Regions from separate parts of the Homo sapiens genome. Here region 2 is linked to region 1. A link is an interaction called in ENCODE POLR2A ChIA-PET data of the cell type or tissue named here. Cell type or tissue: OCI-LY7. All regions are shown on one strand.

The links. ChIA-PET counts read pairs that join two places held together with the same protein. Peaks named below come from ENCODE experiments on the same cell type or tissue, not always from the same donor. Only the 100,000 strongest peaks of a DNase experiment are listed, where the experiment ranks them.
Region 2: POLR2A ChIA-PET joins it to region 1 with 5 read pairs; 3 of 35 experiments call an interaction of 5 or more read pairs at or near these places.

What each region holds. Positions count from the first base shown.
Region 1 is chr17:29,446,330-29,451,329 of GRCh38, reverse strand. The region is part of intron 1 of TAOK1 (TAO kinase 1); the gene reads right to left. Among named protein-coding and RNA genes, the nearest start is that of MIR4523, 58 kb to the right of the region's middle. In OCI-LY7, no CTCF peak of the experiment used is centred here; no DNase peak of the experiment used is centred here; H3K4me3 peaks cover 1,201 bases; H3K27ac peaks cover 1,524 bases.
Region 2 is chr17:29,551,923-29,556,922 of GRCh38, reverse strand. No RefSeq gene overlaps it. Among named protein-coding and RNA genes, the nearest start is that of ABHD15, 13 kb to the left of the region's middle. In OCI-LY7, no CTCF peak of the experiment used is centred here; no DNase peak of the experiment used is centred here.

The DNA of each region.
Region 1 (5,000 bases):
ACTACTGCAGTAGCTCCTAAACCTGTTTCATCATCATGAACACCATGGTACTTCAAAAACAGATTCCTACTATACAGCACTTTAAAAAAATGAGATAATCTTTGTATCTTGGGAGGTTTTCTAAGTCAATACTTAAAAATGTATCCACTTCTGATGCAGTCATCTCATCAATAGAGAAGATAATATAAAAGAGACTATTTTAAAAATACACAATAACGCAAGATGTGCCCACAGTATTTCTGACAACAGGAAACTTCTTTTCTTTTCAGATACCGTATGCTAGTGTACTAATCAACTCTAACAGACATTCAAAGAAAAATATAGTGGGAGAAAGTAATGTATTTCACAGACAACTGTTTCTCCATAAACTTGATTCACCTGATTCACATTAAAATATGCCCTTTATCAACTGTTTCATTAAATAAGTAGAAATACAGATAACCAGAAAACTTCCTGGCAGTTGTCCTATCAATTCCTTTATATCAGATTACCCAGTTTTAATACTGGCTGTCATAGCCAGACTCAGTGGCTCATGCCTGTAATCCCAGCTCTTTGGGAGGTCAAGGCAGGAGGATCGCTTGAGACCAGGAGTTCATGACCAGCCTGGGTAATATGGTAAGACCCTGCCTCTACAAAAATAAATTTAAAAAATTAGCCAAGAGTGGTGTCATGCACTTATAGTCCTGGCTACTTTGGCGGCTAAGGCGGAAGGATCACTGGAGTTCAGGAGGTCAAGGTTGCAGTGAGCTATGATCACACCACCGCACTCCAGCCTGGGCAACAGGGTGAGATCCTGTCTCAAAACAAAACAAAACAAAACTGGATGTCATAATTAAGAGGCTTTGGAACCTGGACTCTGGAATGACACTGCTGGATAGGAATCCCAGCAACACTAGTTCTGAAATTAGGTAGTATCATTTTCCTAATCTGTAAAATGACTATAGGCCAGGTGTGAAAGTTCACATCTGTAATCCAAGCATTTTGAGAGGTCAAAGTGCAAGGATCACTTGCGGCCAGGAGCTTGAGACCAGCTCAGACAACACAGCAAGATCTTCCAATACAAAAAAATTACAAAATTAGCTGGGTGGTGTGGTGTGCTCCTATAGTCCTAGCTACTTGGGAGACTGAGGTGGGAGGATCACTTGTGCCCAGAGGTTCGAGGTTACAGTGAGTGATGATCACCCCATGGCATTCCAGCCTGGGCAAGAGAGAGAGACCCTGTTTGTTAGATGAAAGAAAGGAAAGGAAAGGAAAAAGGAAATAAAAAGGAAAGGAAAGAAAAGAAAAGGGAAAGGAAGGAAGGAGGAAAAAATCTACTTCACAGTGTAATCAGGAGGGTTAAATGAGTTAATAAATGAAAGCATAGAGTAATACTCTGGAGTAATAAGCACTACAGTAAGTGTTAGCTATTTTCTTTTAACTTGTTCAAATTCAACAATTTTTAAAAACTCCAAAATTGATTTCATCAGGCTTTATTTTTTCCTTTTTTGAGACAGAGTCTCACTCTGTCACCCAGGCTGGAGTGCAATGGCACAATCTCAGCTCACTGCAACACCCATCTCCCAGGTTCAAGCAATTCTCCTGCCTCAGCCTCCCAAGTAGCTGGGACTACAGGCACGCACCACCGCCCCCGGCTAATTTTTGTATTTTTAGTAGAGATGGGGATTCACCATGTTGGCCAGGCTGGTCTCGAACTCCTGACCTCAAGTGATCTGCCTGCCTCAGCCTCCCAAAGTGCTGGGATTACAGGCATAAGCCACCACACCTGGCCTGATTTCATCAGACTTTTAAGAGAAAAAAACAGCTCCATCCAATTCTTGTCAAGTAACAAGCAATTTTAATTCTTGCTAGAAAACTTCTTTGTAACTATATAAAATACATTTATATGTCTTTTGTACCCCCCTAAATTAACACCACACTGCAATAAAAATATATAAATTCTTAATTTGTATTCAATTTCTAATATATATCCAAGGCTGCCCCATATACTTTTACCAATTTCCCTGTTCTAGAAGTTCCCTGGAGCAGTCTTAATCACAGTTCTTCCAAGAATATGTGACCATAGCAAAGTCACTTAACTTCTCATCCCTAAACTGAGTAGGCTGAACTAAATTCCATATAAAGTATTAATTTTCAATTAATCAAACTATTAAAAAAACAAACTTCAGTGTTACTTAAGACCGTAGTTAAGAATTTTGAATGATTAAGTTTTAGTGCCCTTATTACAAGAATTATTTTACATTAAAATTTTCTAGCTGGGTCCATGATCGGCATCTTCTTTCTTATCTACCTAACAAATTCCCACTCAAAGTCTTTCAAGATTTAGATTAAATGTCATAATGTTTGCAAAACCTTAACTCTATTAGAAAAGTCAGTTACTCTCCCTTTATGCCCCCAAAGCATCCTGCCGCATTTACCGTATTATATTGCAATTATTTAACTCTCTCTTTCCTAAACAAGCAGGCACAATGTGTCTCATTCATTTTTGTATCATCTCTCCAGCTTCTACCCCTTACCATCTACAGTTATTATATAAATATTGCTGAATAAAACAATATACTTAATTATCTTCTATGTAACTCCTAAAAATGATTTCACTTCCACAAATACTTACAGAACAAACAGTATGCATAAGACTATGATATACAAAAACTTTAAAGTTGTTAAGAACAGAGAAAATGCAGAATAGCAACTTCCAGAAATTCAGAGAGACAAGAGATAATTAGGGAATTGAAATACTTGTTCTACCAAAGACCAAAGGACAACACAATACTATCACCATCACAAGAGTAAAATACTAAAACAAAAAGACAAGGAAATTAATAACCTAAAAGACCCAGAAACAAACCCATGTATGTCTATCTTGGAATTTAACACACACAGTTAAAGGAGAAGAAATAAAGGTTGAGAAAACTTGACAATCCATTTGGAAAAAAAGTTATATGCCTATCACATATCTTACCATAAACATTACTGCTAAATGGCTAAAAAAGGCATCTCAAATCAATGGGAAAAAGATTGATTTGATAAAAATGTGTTTTTGAGAGCGCCTAATAGCCATGTGAGAGAAAAATTATACCTTTTCCTCAAACCGAACATCAGAATTACATAGGGATCAGATACACAAATATAAAAAAAAGAAACTATACGAGTACTGGGAGGAAATATGAGTAAATTTCTTTGTAACCAGTGTGAAGAAACTTATCTATGATCTACATGCAAAGCAGTAAGAAAAAAACATATTTGACAATATAAAAAAGAAAGCTTGAGAGGAACACAGTAAAAGATACCAAAAATAATAAAAAAAAAGATAAACTCGGTATGAAAGCAGGAAGTACATCTGTAAGAATTAAAAAAAAAAAAAAAAAAAAAAAGACCAGGTGCAGTGGCTCACGCCTGTAATCCCAGCACTTTGGGAGGCTGAGGCGGGTGGGTCACCTGAGGTCAGAAGTTCAAAACCAGCCTGGCCAACATGGGAAACCCTGTCTCTACTAAAAATACAAAAATTAGCCAGGCGTGGTGGTAAGCACCTGTAATCCCAGCTACTCGGGAAGCTGAGGCAGGAGAATCGCTTGAACCCAGGAGGCAGAGGATGCCCTGAGCCAAGATCGTGTCATTGCACTGCAGCCTGGGCAACATAGCGACACTCTGTCTCAAAAAAAAAAAAAAATAAAATAAAATAAAATAAAAAGGCCGGGTGAGGTAGCTTGCACCTGTAATCCCAACACTTTCGGAGGCCACGGTTGGCAGATCACTTGAGGTCAGGAGCTTGAGACCAGCCTGCCAGCCTGACCAACATGGCGAAACCCTGTCTCTGCTAAAAATACAAAAATTAGCCAGGTATAGTAGTGCATGCCTGTAGTCCCAGCTACTCGGGAGGCTGAGGTGGGAGAATTGCTTGAATCCGGGAGGTGAAGGCTGCAGTGAGCAGACTGTGCCATTGCCCTCCAGTCTGGGTGACACAGCGAGACCCTGTCTCAAATAATAAGATAAACTTTTAAAAAGTTTGAAACTTACATAAGAGTTAATATCCTTAACAATGTGGAGTTTTGAAAAACAGAGAAGAAATGGACAACATCCCAATACCCCTAATATAGTTACTAAAAACGGGGGAAGCCAGACATGGTGGTGGGTGCCTATAGTCCCAGCTACCCAGGAGGCTCAGGCAGGAGAATCACTTTGTGCCCAGGAGTGTGAGGTTGTAGTGCACTCTGATCATGCCTGCGAATAGTCACTGCACTCCAGCCTGGGAAACAAAGTGAGACCTCTTCCCTTAAAAAAAAAAAAAAAAGCCAGCCACAGTGGCTGACTCCTGTAATACCAGCACTTTGGGAGGCTAAGGCAGGTGGATCATCCCTAGTCAGGAGTTTGAGACTAGCCTGGCCAACATGGTGAAACTTTACCTCTACTAAAAATACTAAAAATTAGATGGACATAGTGGTGCACGCCTGTAATCCCAGCTACTCAGGAGGCTGAAGCAGGAGAATCGCTTGAACCTGGGAGGCGGAGGCTGCAGTGAGCTGAGATTGTGCCATTGTACTCCAGCCTGGGAAACAAGGGCACAACTCCATCTCAAAAAAAAAAAAAAAAAAGTACAGTAAAAATACAATTACTATAATCTTATGGGAGCATGGTTGTACGTGGTCCACTGTTGACTGAAAACATCGTTACATGGTGCATGACTGCATTTGGAAAGTGAATGACATACTTCTAAGTAACTCATGAGTCAATAATGGAGTTTTGAGGAAAATTAGAAAAAGACTATGAACTGAATAAAAACTAAAATACAGCCTGGGTGCGGTGGCTCAGGCCTGTAATCTCAGCACTTTGGGAGGCCAAGGCAGGCGGATCACGAGGTCAGGAGATCGAGACCATCCTGGCTAACACGGTGAAACCCTGTCTCTACTAAAAACACAAAAAACTAGCTGGGCGTGGTAGTGCACACCTGTAGTCCCAGGTACTCGGTAGGCTGAGGGAGGAGAATGGCGTGAAAGAAAGAA
Region 2 (5,000 bases), 110 kb before region 1:
CCATGCCTAGCTAATTTTTGTATTTTTTGTATAGATAGGGTTTGTTACTATGTTACTCAGGCTGGTCTCGAACTCCTGGGTTCAAGGGATCTTTTCACCTCGGCCTCCCAAAAGTCTGAGATTATAGGTGTGAGCTACCACACCTGGCATCAGAGTATATTTTTAAGATAGCCAATGATTATGCTCTAGTCGCACTTGCTCAGAGGAGCTAAAGGTTTTTTTTTATTGTTGTTTGTTTGTTTGAGACGGAATCTCGCTCTGTCGCCCAGGCTGGAGTGCAGTGGCACCATCTCGGCTCACTGCAAGCTCCGCCTCCCAAGTTCACGCCATTTTCCTGCCTCAGCCTCCCGAGTAGCTGGGACTACAGGCGCCCGCCACCACGCCCGGCTAATTTTTTGTATTTTCAGTAGAGACGGGGTTTCACTGTGGTCTCGATCTCCTGACCTCATGATCCGCCCACCTCGGCCTCCCAAAGTGCTGGGATTATAGGAGTGAGCCATCGCACCCGGCCGGAGCTAAAGTTTTGAAGGTAAAATGATACTTCATTGAAACAATAAGACACTCATGCATCAAAAGTAAGTCTCTAGTCCCTCTAGTCTTACCTTGTAATAATGCAATACCTTGCCTTAGTATTTAGTATGGTTGAACAAAAAATTTCTCTCCAACTTATTTGTCTCTGAATAGTAAATCAGTCTCCCAGTAACACTGGAATGTTATTATTTTTTAAATCTCCAGAAACAAATATGTGCTGTTTGTCTTCTGAAGTCTTCTGTGTACTAAGCCATGCTTGCCTACTGTGGCGTTTAGCAGAGCCTCAGTGCACATTCTCTAGCCACTGGATGTTGCCTCACTTTTGTAGATCTAGCCTCGTGTGGCCTAACACTAACCAGCAGCAGCTCTGTTTAATCAATAACCAGGTCTCCTGTTCTGGGCTAATAATTTCCCAGCAGGCGCACAATTCCCTGATCATTGATGGTGCCTACAACAAATATATTATTCAGTGGGCAAACAGTGTTTGTGTGTTGATAGGATACTGAAGTAATAGTTTGGAGATGTGGGTTCCAGTTTCTACTTCATCTATGACTTAAGTGACCCTGAGAAAGTTATTTTATGAGTTGTTCCATATGAAAAGACTGGGAATGTGTATAGGCCTTAATTTATAAGGTCTGTTAGGATATAATGAGATACTTAATAGCAAACAGATCCCATTCTCCAAGACTCTAATTCCTCAGCCATAGCTCAAAGACCTCCATGATGAAGGGGCATCTGCTTTCAAATCACAGTCTTTATTCTCTGATCAACATCTTATAAGGCTAAGAAGTTCCAGTTATTAATTGCACTGCAAAGTTGGGAAGGGCCTGGAAGAGCAGCACCTTTGAGCCTCACAGGTTGGGTTTGGGTTGCCCAGTTGAGGACAAACTCTCCCCATCCCCACCCCCATATATGTACACACACACTGATACTATGTCACAGCTAATTGGTTTCACATCAATTTTTGTCAAAAACCATCTGCATTTCTATTTCTTATAGATGGTCAGAGACGATGTGACTTTTAAGATCTCATGGTTAGTGGTGGGGCTAAGACCAGACCCAAATTAGTGCTCTTTATGCCATACATTATTTGCCTTTTCCTAATCACTGTCTGAGATGATACTAAACAATGTCCATTTTGGACTCCAAAATGTAAAGGATTTTAACAAAAAGGTGGGGGTTTCAGGGTATCTCTCTTCAGAGCTGCCGGGGTGCACAACTGCATGGGGGGAGCCATGCACGTTATCTACAAATGGCACCCTTTAAATTTCACTGCACAGCCTGCACAGAGCTAACACCCTCAGCAGCCTTCTCTCCCTGTATCCGTTAAGAACAAGTACCTGAAAATAGGGTAGCAAAAGGTAAAGTCATTAATTGCCCAGGACACATACAGGAAGACCCTGATTCTGCAGCTGGCGAAATGTGATGTAGGTGATGGCATAGGGGCTGTGAAGCTAGCTGACAATCGTGATTAATTTTTTTTTTTTTTGAGACAGAGTCTCACTTTGTTGCCCAGGCTGGAGTGCAGTGGCATGATCTCAGCTCACTGCAACCTCCGCCTCTTGGGTTCAAGCAACTCTCCTGCCTCAGCCTCCCAAGTAGCTGGGACTACGGGCATGCGCAACCACACCCAGCTAATTTGTGTATTTTTGTAGAGATAGGGTTTCTCTATGTTGGCCAGGCTGGTCTCAAACTCCCGACCACAAGTGATCCGCCTGCCTTGGCCTCCCAAAGTGCTAGAATTATAGGTGTGAGGCACCGTGCCCGACCTCCCATGACTAATTTTATGTTCAAATTTCTTTTATAGTCAGGTAGGATAGATTTCAAATTCTAAGCATAACTCGAATCTTTCATCCCACTGTAATTTGAAGAACCCAATTGTGAGGAGAAAACAAAGAATCTTTTTTTAGAGACGGAGTCTCCTTATGTTGCCCAGGCTGGACACCAAACTCCTGGGCTCAAGCAATCATCCCACCTCAACCTCCTGAGTAGGGGGGGATCTATAGGCATGAGCCTCTATGCCCTAGAAATCTTGTTTTTTAACCCCATTGAGTTAGTCCAAATTCAGGTGGGTATATTGAAAATACTGGAGATGAGGTCTGGGATCTAATCCTGGCTCTGCAAGGCAAAGTCTAGCTCTGTCACCTAGGCTGGAATGTAGTGGTATGATCATGGCTTACTGCAGCCTTAACCTTCCAGGCTCAAGCAATCCTCCCACCTCAGCCTCCCAAGTAGCTGGGACTACAGGCATGTGTCACCATGCTCATCTAATATTTTTATTATTTTTTTGTAGATAGATAGGGTCTCACTATGTTGCCCAGGCTGGTCTCAAACTCCTGGTCTCAAGCAATCCTTCCACCTCAGCCTCTCAAAGTGGTAGGACTGCAGGCATGAGCCATTGCACCTGGCTGCCACACAGCTGTTTGAGGCAAGCAAATTAAACACTATAGAAATGTTAATCTCAAAATAGTTCAAATGTCGACATTCTAGGAGTTAAAAAACTGCCACTTTAAGTCTTCTTTTCAATATGGTAGGTAACCTAAATTATACTTTATCCTTTTTTTTTTTTTTTTTTTTTGAGACGGAGTCCCGCTCTGTAAACTAGGCTGGAGTGCAGTGGCGCGATCTCGGCTCACTGCAAGCTCCGCCTCCCGGGTTCACGCCTTTCTCCTGCCTCAGCCTCCGGGGTAGCTGGGATTACAGGCGTGAGCCACCGCGCCCGGCCCAACCTAAATTATACTTTTAAAAATGGTACTTAAAACTATTTTCTTGGCTGGGTGTGGTGGCTCACGCCTGTAATCCCAGCACTTTGGGAGGGCGAGGCAGATGGTTCATCTGAGGTCAGGAGTTCGCAACCAGCTTGGCCAGGATGGAGAAACCCCATCTTTACTAAAAATACAAAAATTAGCTGGGCTTGGTGGCACACACCTGTAATCCCAGCTACTTCAGAGGCTGAGCCACGAGAATCACTTGAACCTGGGAGGCGGAGGTTGTTGTGAGCCAAGATCAGGCCACTACACTCTAGCCTGGGTAACAGAGAGAGGCTGCCTCAAAAACAAAAAAACAAACAAAAAACCCAAAAGTTATTTTCTTTTCTTTTTTTTTTTTTGAGATGGAGCCTCACTCTGTCACCCAGGCTAGAGTGTAGTGGCCTGATCTTGGCTCACTGCAACCTTCGCCTCTCAGGTTCAAGTAATTCTCCTGCCTAAGCCTCCTTAGTAGCTGGGATTACAGGCACCCACCGCCTGGCTAATTTTTGTTATTTATTTATTTATTTATTTATTTATTTTTAATTTTGAGACGGAGTCTCGCTCTGTCGCCCAGGCTGGAGTGCAGTGGCACGATCTCGGCTCGCTGCAATCTCTGCCTCCCGGGTTCACGCCGTTCTCCTGCCTCAGCCTCCCGAGTAGCTGGGACTGCAGGAGCCCACCACCATGCCCGGCTAATTTTTTGTATTTTTAGTAGAGACGGGGTTTCACCATGTATTTTTAGTAGAGATGGGGTTTCACCACGTTGGTCAGGCTAGTCTCAAAACTCCTGACCTCAGGTGATCTGCCTGCCTCAGCCTCCCGAAGTGCTGGGATTACAGGTTGAGCCATCACGCCCGGCCCTATTTTCTTTTTAAATTAAAAAACATAAATCCCAGCCCCTGAGCATTTCTCCCTCTGAATTAGTCTTCTGACAAAAAAAAAAGTCACAGTGTTTTAAATAGGACTGGATTCCATGGTTTACTGCCCCCACATAGGGCTAAAATGTGATTTTTCAAATCTAGGGAGATAAGCCCAGATAAGACCACCTTTTGAGGCTTTGTACAAGACCCAAGAGAACTGCTTACATTTATGGCTCCGTGTATCGGCGTTGTGGTTATGCAGACCACAAGGTAGAAATAAAACGTAAGAACTTGCATCAAGCAGTCAGAATTTCAACTAGAATAATCTCACACCCAGAACACAATAGGCCACTTCACTCTGGGCAGACAGAAGGCGAGCCAATTAGACTAGAGGGTTTTTATATATATATATATATATATTTTTTTTTTTTTTTTTTGAGACGGAGTCTCGCTGTCACCTAGGCTGGAGTGCAGTCACACGATCTCGGCTCACTGCAAACTCTGCCTCCTGGGTTCAAGTGATTCTCCTGCCTCAGCCTCCCGAGTAGCTGGGATTACAGGCGCCCGCCACCACACCCAGCTAATTTTTGCATTTTTAGTAGAGACAGGGTTTCGCCATGTTGGTCTCGAACTCCTGACCTCAGGTGATCCACCAAACTTGGCCTCCCAAAGTGCTGGGATTACAGGTGCGAGCCACCGCACCCGGACGAGGGTTTATGTCTTTTATCAGATGGTACACTCTTACCATCTGAGTGGTAATCCCATTTTTGTAACCCCAACATTCAGCACACTGCCTAAGGTTCAGTAATTATCCAATAGTCACTCAATAGAGTTTATCTTCATGGGAATAAAATTGCTT